Linked DNA regions of Homo sapiens: region 1 is linked to region 2. Evidence: read pairs that join two places in POLR2A ChIA-PET (ENCODE). Cell type or tissue: PC-9. All regions are shown on one strand. Links, peaks and the distances in the headings refer to the core of each region. The heading gives the core; the rest is flanking DNA. Region 1 overlaps DISP1 (dispatched RND transporter family member 1). Region 2 has its middle 120 kb from the start of TLR5.

Region 1 (10,047 bases), core at 708-8,707, 200 kb after region 2:
ATTTACTGAATTTAAGATACACTTATTATTCAAAAATAAACCTACTACCTCTGAAATAATCTCCCCATTTTTTACATATCGTTTAATTTATGATTCCACATGTGTATTTGTGCATACATATGTCAAACTATGCAATACTTAAAATGGGGTAGTAACTTAACAGATAATGGTGCTGAAATTCTCAACGTTGACAGAACCCAGTTTTTAAAAGAACCATTAAAGAAGTATTTCACATTTGCACAAAGGTCAGCATGTTAATGGTTCTGTACAATTAATCCATATACATATCCTACAGAAGAAAGAAGGAACCCAGGAACAATTTTAATAGTAAACATATATTTAAAACATTACAGGCATTCAAATCCAAAAGATCCATCAGTCACATGTGCCACCATAACAATTTAGGCAGGTTCTTCACAAATTTAGATACCATTCTTTAAGGATTAGGCTCCTTTCCCATTATCCCTAAAACAAAAAAGACCAGATCTAAATAAAATGCAGCAGTCACAATCTCACAGACACTTGAGTCACTGTCATCTCTGAAAGACGGCCACCAAATACCATACACAAAAATTGATTTTATAAAATAAATGAATGGCCTATCAGCCTCGCTAAAAGCTAACTGCTAATGGCAGAGACTGTGTTGGGAAGACCAACCAAAAAGTACCACAGAAATCTCTGCATTGAAACTTGTTTTAAAGAGGGTGGAAGGAGCCAGGCACAGTGGCTCACGCCTGTAATCCCAGCACTTTGGGAGACCGAGGCAGGTGGATCACTTGAAGTCAGGAGTTCGAGACCAGCCTGACCAACATAACTAAACCTTGTCTCTACTAAAAATACAAAAAAGTAGCCGGGCATGGTGACACGCGCCTATAGTCCCAGCTAATCAGGAGGCTGAGGAAGGAGAATCGCTTGAACCTGGGAGGTGGAGATTGCAGGGAGCCGAGATCGGGCCACGGCACTCCAGCCTGGGTGACAGGGCGAGACGCTGTCTCAAAAAAAAAAGGAAGGTGGAAGGAAGGACGGAAGGAAGAAAGAAGTCAGGAAAGAAAGATGAAATAAAAAGAAGGAAAGGAAGGGAGAAAAGTTCCAAAACCCATACACAAATTGCATAATCTTCTTTTCATTGAAATGACCCCCCCAAAAAAATAAAATCTACTTTCAAAGAGTCCTTTGAAAGAACTGCTTGATTTCATGGTCAAGTTATGTGGTTTGTAAAACTTGAAGATATTCAAGTCAGTGATAAACACCAAATCACATGACCCACTTAAGGAACAGGCAGGGAAAAAATCATCTGGAGTTTGTACTGGCTGTGCAAATGAATGTACTTAGTCATTACTGAACATCACAACTTACAAAGCAAGCAATTGTTTCCTTTCAAATCCTCATCTTTTCTATCAGTGCTAACAAAATTATTGCCAAAAACACTAAATCAATACCATCTGCTAAAAAAAACCCACAAAACATTAACCTTAACCCATTAAAAAATGTGGGTTAAGCATCTTTTCAATTAAAATATTATTTTTAACAGTGTTTTATCAGGTAAGCAAAGCAAAACACAACACATGTATCCTATGCAGGTAATCATATAAGAATATATGAAAAAATATAGAATATAGAAAATACTGCTCTAAAGTTATTTTCTATTTCTTGGCTGGGCACAGTAGCTAATGCCTGTAATCCTAGCACTTTGGAAGGCTGAGGTGGGTGGCTCACCTGAGGTCAGGAGTTCAAGACCAGGCTGGCCAACATGGTGAGACCCCCATCTCTACTAAAAATACAAAAAATTAGCCAGGCATGGTGGTGCACGCCTGTAATCCCAGCTACTCAAGAGGCAGAAGAATCGCTAGAACCTGGGAAGGCAGAGGTTGCAGTGAGCCGAGATCGTGCCACTGCACTCCAGCCTGGGCAACAGAGTAGGACTCTATCTCATGAAAAAAAAAAAAACATTCAAAGAGAACTGATGAAGTAAAGTTACCATCTCTTTGAAAACTGATACGTTTTAAGAAGTTAAGTCCTAAGAACAAATTTTGTAAAATTCCAATACAAAGATGTTTTGGCATTTTCATGGTAATTTCAGCCTTAATTTTATAAATTTTCTTAGAGCATCTGCTACCTAAACTTTACAACATGGCATCCCATGCACAGAGCAAGTAATCCTTGGTTCTTGTTTATCTTAGAAAAAGGTGCAAGGGAAAACAATACTTAATGTCCTATTAAAAGATCTTTCTCAGATTTTTTTCTTCCTCTAGAGGGCAGTTAATATAAACCTTCAGTAAGGGGAGTTTTCAAAAGTGCTTTTTGGAAGTCCTCTGTTGCTTCTTCATCAAACAAATAGTTTATTTCTTATGACTCTAAATGAAAGAGTTTCATCAGTTTCTAGGAACTTATTTTAAAATAAATTTAAAAACATCCTCTACCCATCCCCCAGCCCACATGTTCAATACAAAATACTCCCATGAAGCACAATGACAATGTGGACTTTTATTTCTGGCAATGCAGCCCCATGGCTGGAGATCACCAAAAATTGTTGTATTTAAGTACTTAAAATTTTTTTTTAATGTATAGAAGAGCCAACAATAAAGTAAGAGAAATGCTCCAAGGGCAGAAATAATTTTTTAAAAAGTACAAGTCTAGAGAGGTGAGTTAGTGCTAAAGCGAATGTGCCCCTGGGGAATCTACATATTCCTGGTGGAATGAACCTGATGGGGAGGGGAGCTATAGAAAATAGGGTAATAGGCAGCAAAACTTGAGGGCCTGTACGAAATGGAGAGCCTGAGCAAAGACCATCTCACATAAAGCTCCTGAGGGAGTAAATTAAAAAACATTTCAGCTTACAATCGATACACATGAAGGAATGGTCAAGGGAAAAAAGGTTAAATGCATATGGGTAAATATAAACACTGTTATTTCTGGGGCTGAAAGATCAAGTCCCAAAACTATAATGTCTGATAAAAATAGTTCTTATCAGAAGGAGGTTCAGGAGAAGGATAAAGATTGCATTTACATTTATTTAGACTTTGTTAAGTATGCATATTAACATTTCTACGGTAACCATAGAGAAAAAAAGAAATAGAACAGAAAACTTCCAACACAGTTCAAAGGGGGGAAAATGGAATAAAAAACAAACAAACAAAAGATAAGTAGAAAGCATATGATATGGCAGAAAGAATTTAGGTCTTGGAGTCAGATATTCTGGGCATAAATCACAATTCTGCATATATTTCTTCTAACCACAGACAAGTCACCTGCTTTTAAAATTTCAGTTTCCTCATCTTTAAAAGAGGAATAATAATACAAACTTTTTAGCCTAGTATTTGAGTTAACATGCAAGTACACTATACCTAGTACAGTCTTCAAACAAAGATGCACAGACACCTTTTCCCGTCCTCTTCATTTCATGACACTGAAGTATGCTCAACCAGTGAGGAGGTCATTCTTTTAGGCTGCTGGATCAGACTATTTTCAGCTTGAGTATCACAACTATTACATAGAATTTTTCCTTGACTTTCTGTGTATTCCTTCCTTATTCAGGATTAAAAAGCTTCTAAATCAAATTATATGTAGTATCTCAAGTTTATTTTCCCTAAACTTTGCTTAAATATGTTTAGATTTTCACAAGATTAAGTTAAATCTAATGCAAATGCCCCTTCCACAGCAAAATGCCACGATTAACAATGCATATAAAATAAAACCCAGTTGTTGCTTTTTAGATAGCTAACTACCCCTGACCTCAGTTCTAGAAATAAAAAATGATTATTAATTATATAAATTTAAAGATGTATAACTTACCTGTTAATTAAAATTTGTCAAAGAATGAGCATGTAATACCAAAATTTGATAAAATAACATCTTGTTGCATGAAGATTATTTCGTGAGTTTAGAAATTGTACTCCCAAAATTAAAGTGTTCAGTAAAAGCTTAGTAAGTCAAGTATTCCCAGTAACAGTGTTATAAAAGTTGACTCTAAGAACAAAAAAAGTGAAAAATTTAATTCAATAACCCACATATGGATGATCCATGCCCCTACCCCTTTTTATAATTCTCCAAGGCCAATTTTAAATTCTGAGTGGAATTTTTCTCTTCAACACAGGATGTTTCCAGAATTCCACCATCTGTACATTTACAGAATAAAAATTATGTATCTAAGACAAACTTCAAATGGCAAATCTGTTCCTCAAATTATAATATAATCCAAAAGAAGTACTGTACATGCTTTAACTGTTTGTCTCTACCGGTACAGAAGACTAACTTTACAGCATATATGCCAAGAACTCATCAAGGTGACATAATCCTTTTACCTGAAATAAAAATGCTAAAGGCAGAAAACGTCTTGTGAGAAACCAACTGACAACCACTAAAACTAAAGATGAAAGTTTTATTAGAATAGAAATGGAAAACCTTGCAATATATACACATACTCTAATAGAAAATAACATGGGGGAATGTTATATGTAGAAATCTTAAATAGGGGCTGTATTATTTATGAAACAGGAGGCATCAGCTTTATAGTAAAGGAGTTAAGAGCTAAAACTCTGAAGTCAGATTGTCCAAATTCAACGGTTAAAGAAATTACATTTTAGTTAGTAGCTCCCTGATAGGAGTGGATAATTTTAATATCCATCACACAGCATTCAGCAGATATATAATAATGTAAAGACCAATACCAAACAACCACAAATCATTAAAAAATTCTTAAAGTGTAGGCCAGGTCTGGTGGCTCATGTCTATAAATACCAGGACTTTGGGAGGCTGAGGCAGGAGGCTCGTTTGACCCAGGAGTTTGAGACCAGCCTGGGCAACATAGTAGAACCCCATCTCTGTAAGAAGTTAAAAAACAAAAAAATTAGCTGAGCATGGTGGCACACACCTGTAGTCCCAGCTACTCAGGAGGCTGAGGCAAGAGGATCACTCGAGCCCAGGAGGTTGAAGCTGCAGTGAGCTGTAATCATGCCACTGCACTCCAGCCCAGGTGACAGAGTGAGACCCTGTCTCAAAAAAAAAAAAAAAAAAAAAGTATTAAAGTGTAAAGGAGACTACAAATCTGCAATTGAGCCCAGAGCTCTAATTACTAATAATCAGGTTACAGTCTTAAAGGACTAATGGAATATTTCTACACTACACTGCTGCTGAAGTCATCTGGAGGAGCAACCATGAGGAATAATCAACTACAGTAAGAAGAAAAACCCAGGCTGGGCATGGTGGCTCAAGCCTGTAATCCCAACACTTTGGGAGGCCAAGACGGGAGGACAGCTTGAGCTCAGGAGTTCAAGACCAACATAGGCAATGAAACGAGACCTCTGTCTCTACAAAACAATTTTTAAATTAGCCATGCATGGTGGTACACACCTACAGTCCCAGAAACTTGGAAGGGTAAGGCAGGAGGATTGCCTCAGCCCAGGAAGTCAAGGCTGTAGTGGGCTATGATCTCACCACTGCACTCCAGTCTGGGTGACAGAGCAAGACCCAGCCTCAAAAACAAACAAACAATTTGGTAAGCACAGCAATTCAATCTGCCCCACACATAGTTTAACTGCTGAGGGGGTGAGGAGGCTGGGTTAACAATGTATTAGAGATACAGGCTATTCAGCTGGGCACAGTGGTGGCTCATGCCTATAATCCCAGCACTTTGGGAGGCCGAGGCCGCCGGATTGCTTGAGGCCAGGAGTTCGAGACCAGCCTGGCCAACATGGTGAAACCCCGTCTCTACCAAATATACAAAAAAATTAGCCAGGTGTGGTGGTGGGCGCCTGCAATCCCAGCTACTCAGGAGGCTGAGGCACGAGAATCACTTGAACCCAGGAGGCAGAGGTTGCAGTGAGCCAAGATCGTGCCACTGCACTCTAGCCTGGGTGACAGAGTGAGACTCCATCTCAAAAAAAAAAAAAAAAAAAGAGAAACAGGTTATTCCAAATGGCTTAGTTCTCTCAGGTTCCAGTGAGTTAAAAAAGGATCTACTGCATAAAATTATTAAAGTTCAGTTTGCATTTGACTTTCTTTTCTAAAATTTATTGACAGATAAAAATTGTATATATTTATGGTATACAACATGTTTTCATATACATATATATTATGAAATGGCTAAATCAATATATTTGACCTTGACAGCCTATGAAAATCTAGGCAGTTTCTGGGAAAGTAACACACATGTCTAAAACCTACAGTTGGGAATGAAAAAGAAAGACTCTCAAGAATGCTTGAATTCTTATACCACCCCCACCATCCCCCACCACTGCCCCCCCACATTCCCCATCCCTGGGGAGAGACTATTTGAGACCGAACTGTTAACTGGCAGCAACCACCCTCAGCATCACCTGAACAGGCTTCTAGGGCAACAATCTAATAACTACTCATTTGGTGGCCACTAATTTACTCTTCATTTCAAAACAGCCTTTTTATCTAGGTTTAAAAAGAATGAAACTGTCTAAAAAATTTTTTTTGCAGTAGCGGCAGATGGAAACGCATTCATCATTACCCTCCATTATCCTTTTCAGCTGGCAATAACTTGTGGTTGTAAAGCAAAGAAAAAAGAGTTTGGGTGATTTTAATCAAAGCTTGGATTCTAGCCCTGCCCTGCAGCATGCTGTAATATGAGAAAGGTTCCAGCCTCACATTCCAACAGAAATGAATTTTTATGTGAATAGCCCCCCACCATTAACTGCCACCTCTCCTTTCGTTATTCTTTTGAATTGATGCAGCAAATATTTTTAAAGTATCTGCTACTTTCAACTATGCTAGATGCTACATTAATTATGGTACCATCCTGGAAAAAAAAAAAGAATTACATTTAACAAATACTTAAAGTGGAACAAATGGAAAATAAAACACTTTTAGGAGTATGAAGATATACAAAAAAATGTAGAATCAACATGCTGCTAACTCTCTCTAAAAAGTACTTCAAGTATCAGCACCAAATCATTTAAGGTGCTTTTGAAATGTAGAAGAAAACAGTGTATAAGCAAAAGCAGAAGGGCTTTAAAATAAGCTCCACCATTTACAGGTAGCACAAGCTTAGACAAATTAATCTCTCCAAAAGTGAAATATAAACATCTACCTTATATAAGGGTTGTTGTAAGAAATGAATAATATATTAAATGCTCACTGCAGTGTCTGGCATATATGATCAATAAATAGAGGCCAGTATCATTAGAGGCATTTTCAACAAGTAGGACACATTTACTGGTAACTTTTCCTCTTTGGTGGAAAAAAATTTATCATGTTAATAAAACTTATTACTGTTCTGAAAAACAAGGTAAAATAAGTTTCACAAATTAATATGTAACTTAATATATAAATTAGAAGTATTTATCTTATAACAAGTTGGGAGATGGGAAACTGCAACTAAGGCATATAATATGTCATCAGAGTATTTAAATAAACAAACAAAAAAATGTAATGAGATTACTGAGGACCTGGAGGGAGAAAAAACGTATGAGAAGTAGCTATACCTATTTGTCAAGTTGAAAAAGGTCCTGTCTCCTCCCATTATTCTTCCTCCTCTTCTCAACTCCTATAGGGAAGAAATATGTTCTCAGATACTAGGAGTCCGAAAAAAAAAAAAAAAAGGAAAGAAAGAAATCTGAAGCAACAACGTAAACAAGGAAGCAATCTACATATATTAAAACACTTTGCTAATTCTTTGGGTGAACAGGACTTTTTAGTTTTACAAGCTTCACTTCAAAACACATATACTTTTTTGCTTTTTACTTATTTATTTTTATTTATTTGCATAAATTTAAGGGGTCCAAGTGCAGTTTTGTTACATGGATATATTGTGTAATGGTGAAATCTGGCCTCTTGTGTAACCATCACCCAAAGAATGTATGTTGTACCCATTTACAATTTCTCATCCCTCACCCTCTCCCACCCTTTCCAGTCTTTAATGACTATTACTCTACATTCTGCTTCCATGTGTACATGTTATTTAGCACTTATAAGTGAGAACATGTAGTATTTGACTTTCTAAGTTATTTCTCTTAAGATAATGCCCTCCAGTTCCATCTATGTTGCTGCAAAAGACATGACTGCATTCTTTTTTAAGCTGCACAGTATTCGTGTGTGTGTGTTGTGTGTACACCACATTTTCTTTATCTAGTCATCCATGATGGATGCTTAGGTTGATTCCGTATCTTTGCTGTTGTCAACAGTGCTGCAATAAACATATTGAGTTCAGGTATCTTTCTGATATAATGATTAATTTTCCTTTGCGTACATACTCAGTAGTGGGATTGCTGAATCAAATGGTAGTTCTACTGTTTGTTCTCTGAGAAATCTCCATATTGTCTTCCAAATAATTTGTACTAATTTATATTCCCACCAACAGTGTACAAGTGTTCCCTTTTCTCTGCATCCTGATGTAATTTGGAATTAGGTCTATCAGTCATTCCACAATTTATTCTGAATTAACTCAGACAATTCAGACTAGCTAACAGTTACGAGAGAAGCAGATTTCCTTTGGGAGAGAGGTTAAGGGACAAAAGAAAGAGAAATTGATGATTTTAATGCATGGACACTTAGGAGATGAGAAAGCATCATTATCCAAGGAGAAAGTAACAGAGCAGGGAAAAGGAGGAGATTTTAAGAAGGTGTGCAGCAAAGGCTATGGAACAAATATAATGATCACACCACTCACTCTGATATTTTAGAGGCAATAATTTGCCAGCATGTCTCACTGAAAATCAAATGCTGCTGTAGATTACCAAAACTTATCAACTGTAGAATTGTAAAACAGAAAACCTTATAATTTGAAACACTGAGGCCTGGATATATGAAGCTGTTCTAGCTCATGATCAAATTGTATTAAATCATTTATGAAAATCATTATCATTGAAAATTCAATGTTTATATAATTACATCTTTAAAAAACAGTTGGAATTACAGGAAAAGCATTCAAACTTACTTCTTCCCTCAAAAGCCTCTGTCAAGCTTTGCTAAACTCTTTCTGCTTATAAATGTAGAAATACATAAATTTCTCAACTTAATTTTAAAACCTAGCATACAAAATGATATAAAGAGGTTCTTGTCAAGCTTAAAGGGTTCCAGAAAGAACCCTTCCTAATAAATCTTCAAGCACTGCAAAGGCTCCTGAGAATGATAGCTAAACACACCATGTCACTCTGAGTCAAATGCAAATTCTACCAACCTTCTGAACACAAGTGAAATGGTTTCCAGGTCTGGTTCAGAAAGAATTACACTACAAAGTTAAGGCAGATACTCTATGCCTACTACCTAGTAATCTCACTACTGGATCTTGAGCACAAATATGTCATTCAATCCTGTATATTCCGTTTTCACACTACTATAAAGATACTACCTGAGACTGGGTAATTTACAAACAAGAGTAAACAAGAGGTTTAATTGACTCACAGTTCTGCATGGCAGGGGAGACCCCAGGAAACTTACAATCATGGTGGAAGGTGAAGGGGAACCAAGGCATGTTTTACATGGTGACATGGTGGCAGAAAAGAGAGAGAGCTCAGGGAAAACTGCCACTTTTTTTTTTTTTTTTTTTTTTTGAGATGGAGTCTCACTCTGTCATCCAGGCTGGAGTGCAGTGGCACGAGCCTGGCTCACTGCAGGCTCCGCCTCCCAAGTTCAAGCAATTCTCCTGCCTCAGCCTCCTGAGTAGCTGGGATTACAGGTGCCCGCCACCACACCCGGCTAATATTTGTATTATTTTTAGCAGACACAGAGTTTCACCATGTTGGCCAGGCTGGTCTTGAACTCCTGACCTCAAGTGATCCACCCACCTCAGCCTCCCAAAGTGCTGCAATTACAGGCATGAGCCACTGCACCTGGCCGAAAACTGCCACTTTTAAACCATCAGATCTCATGAGAACTTCACTATCACGAGAACACCATAGGGCAAACCACTCCCATGATTCAATCACCTTCAACCAGGTCCCTCTCTTGATACATGGGGATTACAATTCGAGATGAGATTTGAATGGAGACACACAGCCAAACCGCATCACATTCCTAAGTGCTTTCATATCTTATGATGCATCATCCCAGAAAATGTCTTTTGTAACCAATTATCTTTGGAGC
Region 2 (10,047 bases), core at 1,060-9,059:
TTCCTTGCCTCCACTGTGAGACAAACCCCAGCCACATCTCCAGCACACAAGAACTTCCAAATGCCTGAACCGCAGTGGCCAGGCGTTCCTCCAGAACCTCCTCCCCCAGGAGCTTGCTACACATGCCGGAAATCTGGCCACTGGGCCAAGGAATGCCCGCAGCCCGGGATTCCTCCTAAGCCGCGTCCCATCTGTGCGGGACCCCACTGGAAATCGGACTGTTCAACTCACCTGGCAGCCACTCCCAGAGTCCCTGGAACTCTGGCCCAAGGCTCTCTGACTGACTCCTTCCCAGATCTTCTCGGCTTAGCAGCTGAAGACTGACACTGCCCGATCGCCTCGGAAGCCCCCTAGACCATCACAGACGCCGAGCTTCAGGTAACTCTCACAGTGGAAGGTAAGCCCGTCTCCTTCTTAATCAATACGGAGGCTACCCACTCCACATCACCTTCTTTTCAAGGGCCTGTTTCCCTTGCCTCCATAACTGTTGTGGGTATTGACGGCCAGGCTTCTAAACCTCTTAAAACTCCCCAACTCTGGTGCCAACTTAGACAATACTCTTTTAAGCACTCCTTTTTAGTTATCCCCACCTGCCCAGTTCCCTTATTAGGCTGAGACACTTTAAATTATCTGCTTCCCTGACTATTCCTGGACTACAGCTATATCTCATTGCCGCCCTTCTTCCCAATCCAAAGCCTCCTTTGCGTCCTCCTCTTGTATCCCCCCACCTTAACCCACAAGTATAAGATACCTCTACTCCCTCCTTGGCGACGGATCATGCACCCCTTACCATCTCATTAAAACCTAATCACCCTTACCCCACTCAACGCCAATATCCCATCCCGCAGCACGCTTTAAAAAGATTAAAGCCTGTTATCACTCGCCTGCTACAGCATGGCCTTTTAAACCCTATAAACTCTCCTTACAATTCCCCCATTTTACCTGTCCTAAAACCAGACAAGCCTTACAAGTTAGTTCAGGATCTGCACCTTATCAACCAAATTGTTTTGCCTATCCCCCCTGTGGTGCCCAACCCCATACACTCTTTTGTCCTCAATACCTTCCTCCACAACTCACTATTCCGTGCCTGATCTTAAAGATGCTTTTTTCACTATTCCCCTGCACCCCTCGTTCCAGCCTCTCTTTGCTTTCACTTGGACTGACCCTGACACCCATTAGGCTCAGCAAATTACCAAGGCTGTACTGCTGCAAAGCTTCACAGACAGCCTCCATTACTTCAATCAAGCCCAAATTTCATCCTCATCTGTTACCTATCTCGGCATAATTCTCATAAAAACACACGTGCTCTCCCTGCCAATCGTGTCTGACTGATCTCTCAAACCCCAGCACCTTCTACAAAACAACAACTCCTTTCCTTCCTAGGCATGGTTAGCGTGGTCAGAATTCTTACACAAGAGCCAGGACCACACCCTGTAGCCTTTCTGTGCAAACAACTTGACCTTACTGTTTTAGCCTAGCCCTCATGTCTGCGTGCAGCGGCTGCCACTGCTTTAATACTTTTAGAGGCCCTCAAAATCACAAACTATGCTCAACTCACTCTCTACAGTTCTCATAACTTCCAAAATCTATTTTCTTCCTCATACCTAATGCATATACTTTCTGCTCCCTGGCTCCTTCAGCTGTACTCACTCTTTGTTGAGTCTCCCACAATTACCGTTGTTCCTGGCCCAGACTTCAATCCGGCCTCCCACATTATTCCTGATACTACACCTGACCCCCATGACTGTATCTCTCTGATCCACCTGACATTCACCCCATTTCCCCAAATTTCCTTCTTTCCTGTTCCTCACCCTGATCATGCTTGATTTATTGCTGGCGGTTCAACCAGGCCTAATCGCCACACACCAGCAAAGGCAGGTTATACTATAGTACAAGCCACTAGCCCGCCTCTTAGAACCTCTCATTTCCTTTCCATCGTAGAAATCTATCCTCAAGGAAATAACTTCTCAGTGTTCCATCTGCTATTCTACTACTCCTCAGGGATTATTCAGGCCCCCTCCCTTCCCTACACATCAAGCTCGAGGATTTGCCCCACCCAGGACTGGCAAATTAGCTTTACTCAACATGCCCTGAGTCAGATAACTAAAATACCTCTTAGTCTAGGTAGATACTTTCACTGGATAGGTAGAGGCCTTTCCTACAGGGTCTGAGAAGGCCATGGCAGTCATTTCTTCCGTTCTGTCAGACATAATTCCTCAGTTAAGCCTTCCCACCTCAATATAGTCTGATAACAGATGAGCCTTTATTAGTCAAATCAGCCAAACAGTTTTTCAAGCTCTTAGTATTCAGTGAAACCTTCATATCCCTTACAGTCCTCCATCTTCAAGAAAAGTAGAATGGACTGAAGATCTTTTAAAAACACACCTCACCAAGCTCAGCCACCAAAAAGGACTGGACTACACTTTTATCACTTTCCCTTCTCAGAATTCAGGCCTGTCCTCGGAATGCTGCAGGCTACAGCCCATTTAAGCTCCTGTATAGACGCTCCTTTTTATTAGGCCCCAGTCTCATTCCAGACACCAGACCAACTTGGACTGTGCCCCAGAAAACTTGTCATCCCTAGTATCTTCTGTCTAGTCATACTCCTATTCACCGTTCTCAACTACTCATACATGCTCTGCTCTTGTTTACACTGCCGGTTTACACTGTTTTTCCAAGCCATCACAGCTGATATCTCCTGGTGCTATCCCCAAACTGCCACTCTTAACTCTTAAAGTAAATAAATAATCTTTGCTGGCAGGACTATGCTGAATCTCCTAAGGCACTCTCTAATCAGATATCCTGAGTCATCCCAATTCTTAGACCTTTTGTACCCATTTTTCTCCTTCTGTCATTCCATTTAGTTTCTCAATTCATCCAAAACCATATCCAGGCCATCACCAATCATTCTATACGACAAATGTTTCTTCTAACATCCCCACAATATCACCCCTTACCACAAGACCTCCCTTCAGCTTAATCTCTCCCACTCTAGGTTCCCACGCCGCCCCTAATCCCGCTTGAAGCAGCCCTGAGAAACATCGCCCATTCTCTCTCCATACCACCCCCCAAAAATTTTCGCCGCCCCAACACTTCAATACTATTTTATTTTTCTTATTAATATAAGAAGGCAGGAATGTCAGGCCTCTGAGCCCAAGCCAAGCCATCACATCCCCTGTGACTTGCACGTATACGCCCAGATGGCCTGAAGTAACTGAAGAATCACAAAAGAAGTGAATATGCCCTGCCCCACCTTAACTGATGACATTCCACCACAAAAGAACTGTAAATGGCCGGTGCTTGCCTTAACTGATGACATTACCTTGTGAAAGTCCTTTTCCTGGCTCATCCTGGCTCAGAAAGCACCCCCACTGAGCACCTTGCAACCCCCACTCCTGCTCACCAGAGAACAAACCCCCTTTGACTGTAATTTTCCTTTACCTACCCAAATCCTATAAAACGGCCCCACCCTTATCTTCCCTTCGCTGACTCTCTTTTTGGACTCAGCCCGCCTGCACCCAGGTGAAATAAACAGCCATGTTGCTCACACACAGCCTGTTTGGTTGTCTCTTCACACGGATGTGCATGAAAAAGGCTAATTCAAAACTCAAAGGAATGCAACCATTTGTCTCTCACCTACCTATAACCTGGAGGCTCCCTCTCCACTTCCTTTACTTCCAGTTGTCCTGCCTTTCCCTATCGAACTGATGTTCATCTTACACATATTGATATCTCATGTCTCCCTAAAATGTATAAAACCAAGCTGTGCCCCAACCACCTGGGGCACATGTCGTCAGGCCCTCCTGAGGCTGTGTCATGGGTGCATGTCCTTAACCTTGGCAAAATAAACCTTCTAAATTGACTGGGACCTGTCTCAGATATTCGAGGTTCACACTGCAATGCCGCGGTCTTTATTTGTGCAGCAGGCAGGAAGAACCTGTTGAGCGGTTACACTGCTCCAACATTACTTTGCATGTAAACCCTGCACAGATCCTATTGAAGGGAAGATTATGATTCTGCAGGGAGGAAATGGAGCTGAGATTCTGCATTGCGAACAAGCACCCAGGTGGGGGTGGTGCTGCTGGCCCCACAGGCCTCACTTCGAGTAGCAAGACACTAGGTTACTTGGAACTTTTTAGAACTGCCTTGCATACCACCCCATCTTGCCCCTCTCACACATTTTGTGGTTGCTTGATTAACCTCTCACTAGACTGAGGGCAAGGATACTCTCTGGCTCCCTACTGTATCCCAGGTTGATAGCACAAGGTAGCGTTCCATTATTGCATGCATGCATGAAGTGGTTAAATGAATAGAATGAATTTCAAAATGCCCCAAAACATGGTCTGTTAAATGCTCCCAGCCCAAACAGGCCCAAGTGCCTATTGCTTGTGGACTGCACCCAATATTCTCTCCCTGGGACAGCCCAGAGCCCACCTGGCTGATGCCTGAGCTGCTAACCACCTGAGGCCAGGAGCTTAGAGACTCAGAAGTCAGATAGGTACATCCTGAACTGAAACAGAAACCAGTGGAGGCTGCCTGAAGCTTCCTAAGGAAGGGTGGGCCCAGCCTAGATGGGAGAGGAGAGAAGAGCGGAAGGTTAGGCTGGGGGAGGAGGAAAGGGCAGGGCAGGAGGGCTGGCCCCAGGAGAGAAGGGCCTCTAATGATGGTAACATTTGATCTGCCTCTCCTTCCTGCTAATCCTAAACACAACAGTGTGAAATCTGAGCAAGTGTGAATGCCTCAGGCTCCAGCTGTTTTTCATATCAAGCCCCAGTTCCAGCCTGTCACAGAGAGAAGCCCCCATGCTGAGGACGCAGTAGTGAGAGGCTGCAGGGCTGGGGACTAATCCCTGCAAAGTGGTGGGGAGACATTGCAGGCTGTGGGGACAACCGTGGGGAACCTGGCCAGTCTCTCTAGCCCAGCTGCCACTGTGGCTCTGGGTGAACAGCCCCCATTTCTGCCCCTGGAGACAACTGGTTCTGCCTTCCTGCCTGTGTGAGTGTCTCCAGGCCTTTGGGATGCAAACCAGGCAGGCAGGGGATGGGCAGGGGATGGGCGGGAGCAGCTGCCTCCCTGGGAAGCTGCAACCCTGGGGGAGTCAAACAGAGGCAAACCCCAGCCAGGCCTAAGCCACAGGCCAGGGGCAGGCTGGGGGCAGCTCAGTTGCTGGGGCTGGATTAACCAGAGGAGACGAACAAAGGCAGCTTCAGAGGGATTACCGGGCACATTAGATGGGCTGGGCCATTAACCCAGATGGAATTGCTCTCAGGGAGGAAGCGCCTGGGGCTGGAGGTGTTGAGGAAGTGCCTGCTGGCACCAGTGTCTAACTGTGGCACTGTGAGGAGGCTGGGGCTCCTGTTTCCTTCTCTGGAATTCACTCCTTGAATAGGGGCCTGGGTGGGACTAAGGGAGCAGCAGGCTGGGGCAAGAGTTTCCTGCTGCCTGTAAGGAGAGACAGGACCCGGCCACCTTGCATTTTTATTTGTCTCACCTTAAGCCCTGCCAGTGCCCTTGGCAGGTAGATGTAGGGAGGCACTGTTCGGCCTCAGAGCTGATGGGGATGTTGGCCTCAACCTGTGACAGATGCCTTTTGGAGGTGTCTTCTCCACCTTCCTTCTGCTGCCCAGGGAGAAGCCAGAGTGATGTTCTCGTGGCTCTGTTGCTCCTTGGCTGCGATGGTTGAACATCATCCTGCAGAGACCTGACCCCGGGGAACTGACCCAGAGGCCAGACTGGCCCAGTCAGATTGTCGCTCTTGAAATTTGCAACTCGGACTCTAACAGCCTGGGTCAGTTTGCTGCTGGAGCTGGGTGGTGCGGACCCAGGGCTGAGGGCACCATTTTGGAGTAGCCCCGACAAACCAAGTGCAAAGTGAGCAGAGAAAGTCAATCCAGAGAGAGAGAGGGAGGAGAAAGAGAGAGAGAGTGAAGGAAGCGGACACAGAGACAAACCGAGAGAGACAGCAGAGACAGAGACCAGGGGAGAGATTTCTTGCTTCCAGCCCCTTGGGAAGCCTGCCCATGGGTTCCATGAGGCACCCCAATTCTTCTCGCAAAAATCTTTTTACTCTGCTTAAAATAGACCAAGCTAGTTTCTGTTCCATAAAAGTCCGTCATTCAGGGCTGAGTGTAGTGGTTCACGCCTGTAATCCCAGCACTTTGGGAGGCCGAGGCAGTCAGATCACCTGAGGTCAGGAGTTCAAGACCAGCCTGGCCAACATGGTGAAATCCCATCTCTACTAAAAATACAAAAATTAGCTGGGTGTGGTGGCATTTTCCTGTAATCTCTACTACTTGGGAGGCTGAGGCAGGAGAATCACTTGAACCAGAGAGGCAGAAATTGCAGTGAGCCGAGATCATGCCACTGCACTCCAGGCTGGGAGACAGAGCAAGACTCTGTCTCAAAAAATAAAATGTCCATCATTCAAATAAGGTTCATCCATGGAGGTAGCTAAGGCCAGGCTGCAGGACAATGCTGAGCCCAGAGGCCAGGTCAGAACCAGGGATGTCCAGCCTGGATGGTACTTCGTCTGTCTCCAAGGAGTCCTGGGAGCTGAGGGGAGCACAAAGATCACAGACTGGCCTTGACTTTGGTCCTGATGTGGGTGGGGGCGTGTGTGGATCCTGTGAGGTCTACAAGCTGCCTCTTCCCTCAGGAATCCATGACTTCGTCCGGCCCATTGGCCCCCAGCTCTGCTCACGGCCATCAGAGATTTTGGGCAATGAGACTTGCTACCTCCACCCTGGCTCCTTCCTGATATCAGGGAGCAATTGGCCAGGGAATAGCCCAATATCCAGTTTCTGGGAAAGGTGGACAACATTATTTGAACCTGAAACATGCCAGAGGTAATCAGATCAGTCACAGAAAACTGAGAAGCCTGTAATTTATGGAGAAGAGCTTGGAGACAGGAACCACCAGCCCTCTCCAGTTGTCCCTAGGGGGTGGGGAAGGTGCCAACATGAAAGATTCACCTACCCCTGGCAGAGTGACCCTCTCTCACTGAGGGAGCTTGGGTCTGATCCGTAGGCAGGGACAGAGGGCTGCAGGACTTCACAAGTTTCTGTTCCCACCAGGCCGGATCAGACTGGCTCCAAGGACAGCTCCTAAGCCTCAGCGGCTGTTTCTGAGGTCCTGGAGCTCTGGATGGCTGCTGGGGGGTTCTGAGGATCTTTGTCATCCCAGATTCCCCTGCGATACCCATGTTAAGTGCCTGAGCCACTGGGCCTCCCAAAGGCCTTTGGGCTATTTCTGGCTGTTTTGATCCACCATGATGGGGGCACCTTCTCCTCAACCTCATCTCCTGGAGAAAGCCCTGGTCAGGATTTTCCCAGCCCAGACCTCAGTTTACCGGCCAATTACTTTCTTATGAGAACCCTAAAAGTTCAGAATTCAAAGATGTTGAGGGACAAATAGAAGTCATGTTTATAAGGAGGGAAAAGAGGATGCTGGTGGTGGATCTCTGGTCCCATCACAGAGACGAGGGGAGATGGGTTACTTGCAGGCCTCGTCTCTACGTGCTGGTTTACTGGAAGGGAACAGGAGAGGGTGAGGGATTGAGGAATGCAGACAGGAACTCACCTTTATTGGATTCCTATTAAATCTCATTTAATCCTTGACGTCTTCTTATAAAGCATTACTGCATTCCCTTTCAGATGAGGAAATTGAGGCTTAAAGAATTGAGTAATATGCCTACGCTCACGGGTGTGTGCTACTCTACCGCTGTAGGCAGACATACCCGGGTCTGGCCTCCCCACCTCACTCCTCATCATCAGCCTCCCATTGAAGTTTGGCAGCACTCATTAAGCCATTTAATAAGATTTACATACAGTCATGTGCCGTGTAGCAGCATTTCTGTCAATGATTGGCCACTTACATGATGGTGGTCCCATGAGATTATAAAGGAACCAAGAAAATCCCTGTCACCTAGGGATGCCACAGCACAACCCATTACCTTTTCTACGTTTAGATGCATGATACTTACCGTTGTGTTCCAGTCGCCTGCAGTATTCAATACGGTAATGTGCTGTACAGGTTTGTAGCCGAGGGGCAATAGGCTGTACCCTATAGCCTATGCATTTAGTAGGTGACACCATTTAGTTTATGTAAGTATACACGATGATGTTTGCACAATGTAAACCCAACGTATCTGAGACAGGTCTCAATTTAGAAAGTTTATTTTGCCAAGGCTAAGCCCACGCCTGTGACACAGCCTCAGGAAGTCCTGACGACATTTCCCCAAGGCTGTAGGGTAGAGCTTGGTTTTATACATTTTAGGGAGATATGAGACATCAATCAATACATGTAACAGTACATTGGTTTGGTCCAGAAAGGCAGGATAACTCAAAGCAGGGGCTTCCAAGTTATAAGTAGATTTAAAGATTTTTGGATTGGCAATTAGTTGAGTTGTTATCAATAGAAAGGAATGTCTGGGTTGAGATAAGGGGTTGTGGATGCCAAGGTTTGATCATGCAGATGAAGCTTTTAGGTAGCAGGCTTCAGGGAGACCAGACTGTAAATGTTTCTTATCAGACTTAAAGAGTCTGTTCTGTCAGTAATTCCAAAAGGGAGGAGGGAATGATGAGGTATGTCCAGCTCCCAGTTCCTGTCAAGGCCTGAACTAGTTTTTCAGGTTAACTTTGGAATGCCCTTGGAAGAGAGCAGGAGTCCATTCAGATAGTTGGTGGGGCCTTACAATTTTATTTTTGGTTTACAACAATATCAAAATTACCTAATGACACACTTCTTAGAATGTACCCCTGTCGTTAAGTGACACATAATTGTAGATAGATGGAATGGAATGGAATGGAAATAAAATGATGGAGGCAAAGGCACAGAATAAGAAGACAGTAAAAGAGAAAGCTGGGCTGGGAAGAAAGAAAGGAGGAGGAGTACAGAACGGATGGCCAGGTGGCCCCTAAATCAGAGTGTGGACTGCTTATTAAGGTGCAACTCCAGAGCCTCTCCCCTGACCTCTCCCCTGACCGGCTGAACCCAAATCTCTGAGTCTACTTTTCAACAAGCTCCTTGGGTGATTCTTATACTCATGAAAGTTTGGGAACCACTGCAGCCTAGCCTGGGCTAGCCAAGGCAGCAGCCACTAGCTGTGTGTGGCCATTTAAATGGGAATAAGCTAAAATTAAAGATTCACTTCCTCCCTCACATGAGCCCCATGTTAAGTGCTCAATAAGCACATGCGGCCGGGGCTATTGGGCCCCACCATCCATGTGAGGTATTGACTCCCAGCTCTCTCCAGTTGCCCGGACACAGGAAGGGATGACTGCCCCATCCTCAGTCAGGCAGTTCTCTCTACATCCTCGGAGGGTCCCTGCAGGCCTGGTGACTATGGATTTGGCGGGAGTCTTCCGTGTGTCTAACAGTGATGTGGGCCAGACTCCCAAATGTATCCCCAGCTCCACCCAAGCGCCAACCCAGACCTGTGGTTCCTGATCCCCTACAGAGACGGCAGGTCATCGAGTGGCCACAACATCTCCTTAGGCCCTGTCCTGCAAGGTCTCTGCAGAAGAGGGGCCAGTGTTGAAGACTGAGCACTTTGGGCAAGGTCCTTTCTTATTCTTGTCCCCACTCACACAGGCAAGCTGTGGCTTCAGAATGACAAAGTGGAACCAGGCTGTGCAGTTTCCTAGCAAATGTCCACCTGGGGCCCGAATGTGGTGTGTGGAGGGTGTGCACACTGTCACAGGCAGCCCAGGGAGGCAAGCAGTGTGACCCCCATCCACAGATGAGACTCAGAGAGGCTAAGGTGCGGGCTTAGCTCACACTGGCGAGGGGTGGTCTGGATTTGAATCCAGGCCTAGCTGATCCTCAGACAGTGCTCCTATGATCCTGATTTCTCTCTGCTTTGTCCCCAAAGCCGGGCCTCAAGGGGCCTTGGTTCCTGGCTCCAACCCAGAGAGTATCCTGGCCATCAGTCCCCAAAATCAAACATGCATCTCACCCCTTCCTACTGTGGGTCTGGAAGGATTCCTGGATGAGACCATCTTGATAATCAATGTTAGGATAATATGGTTTGGCTGTGTCCCCACCAAA

What was found. ChIA-PET counts read pairs that join two places held together with the same protein. Peaks named below come from ENCODE experiments on the same cell type or tissue, not always from the same donor. Only the 100,000 strongest peaks of a DNase experiment are listed, where the experiment ranks them.
Region 1: POLR2A ChIA-PET joins it to region 2 with 6 read pairs; 3 of 35 experiments call an interaction of 5 or more read pairs at or near these places.

Annotation. Positions count from the first base shown.
Region 1 is chr1:222,821,347-222,831,393 of GRCh38, reverse strand. All of the region lies in intron 1 of DISP1 (dispatched RND transporter family member 1), which reads right to left. Among named protein-coding and RNA genes, the nearest start is that of DISP1, 11 kb to the right of the region's middle. In PC-9, for the core only: a CTCF peak has its summit at 2,226 (motif pointing right); a DNase peak (open chromatin) is centred at 5,503; H3K27ac peaks cover 1,343 bases.
Region 2 is chr1:223,017,938-223,027,984 of GRCh38, reverse strand. No RefSeq gene overlaps it. Among named protein-coding and RNA genes, the nearest start is that of TLR5, 120 kb to the left of the region's middle. RefSeq lists enhancers at 1,053-1,810, 1,954-2,628, 2,629-3,304, 3,305-3,980, 4,657-5,332. In PC-9, for the core only: no CTCF peak of the experiment used is centred there; no DNase peak of the experiment used is centred there.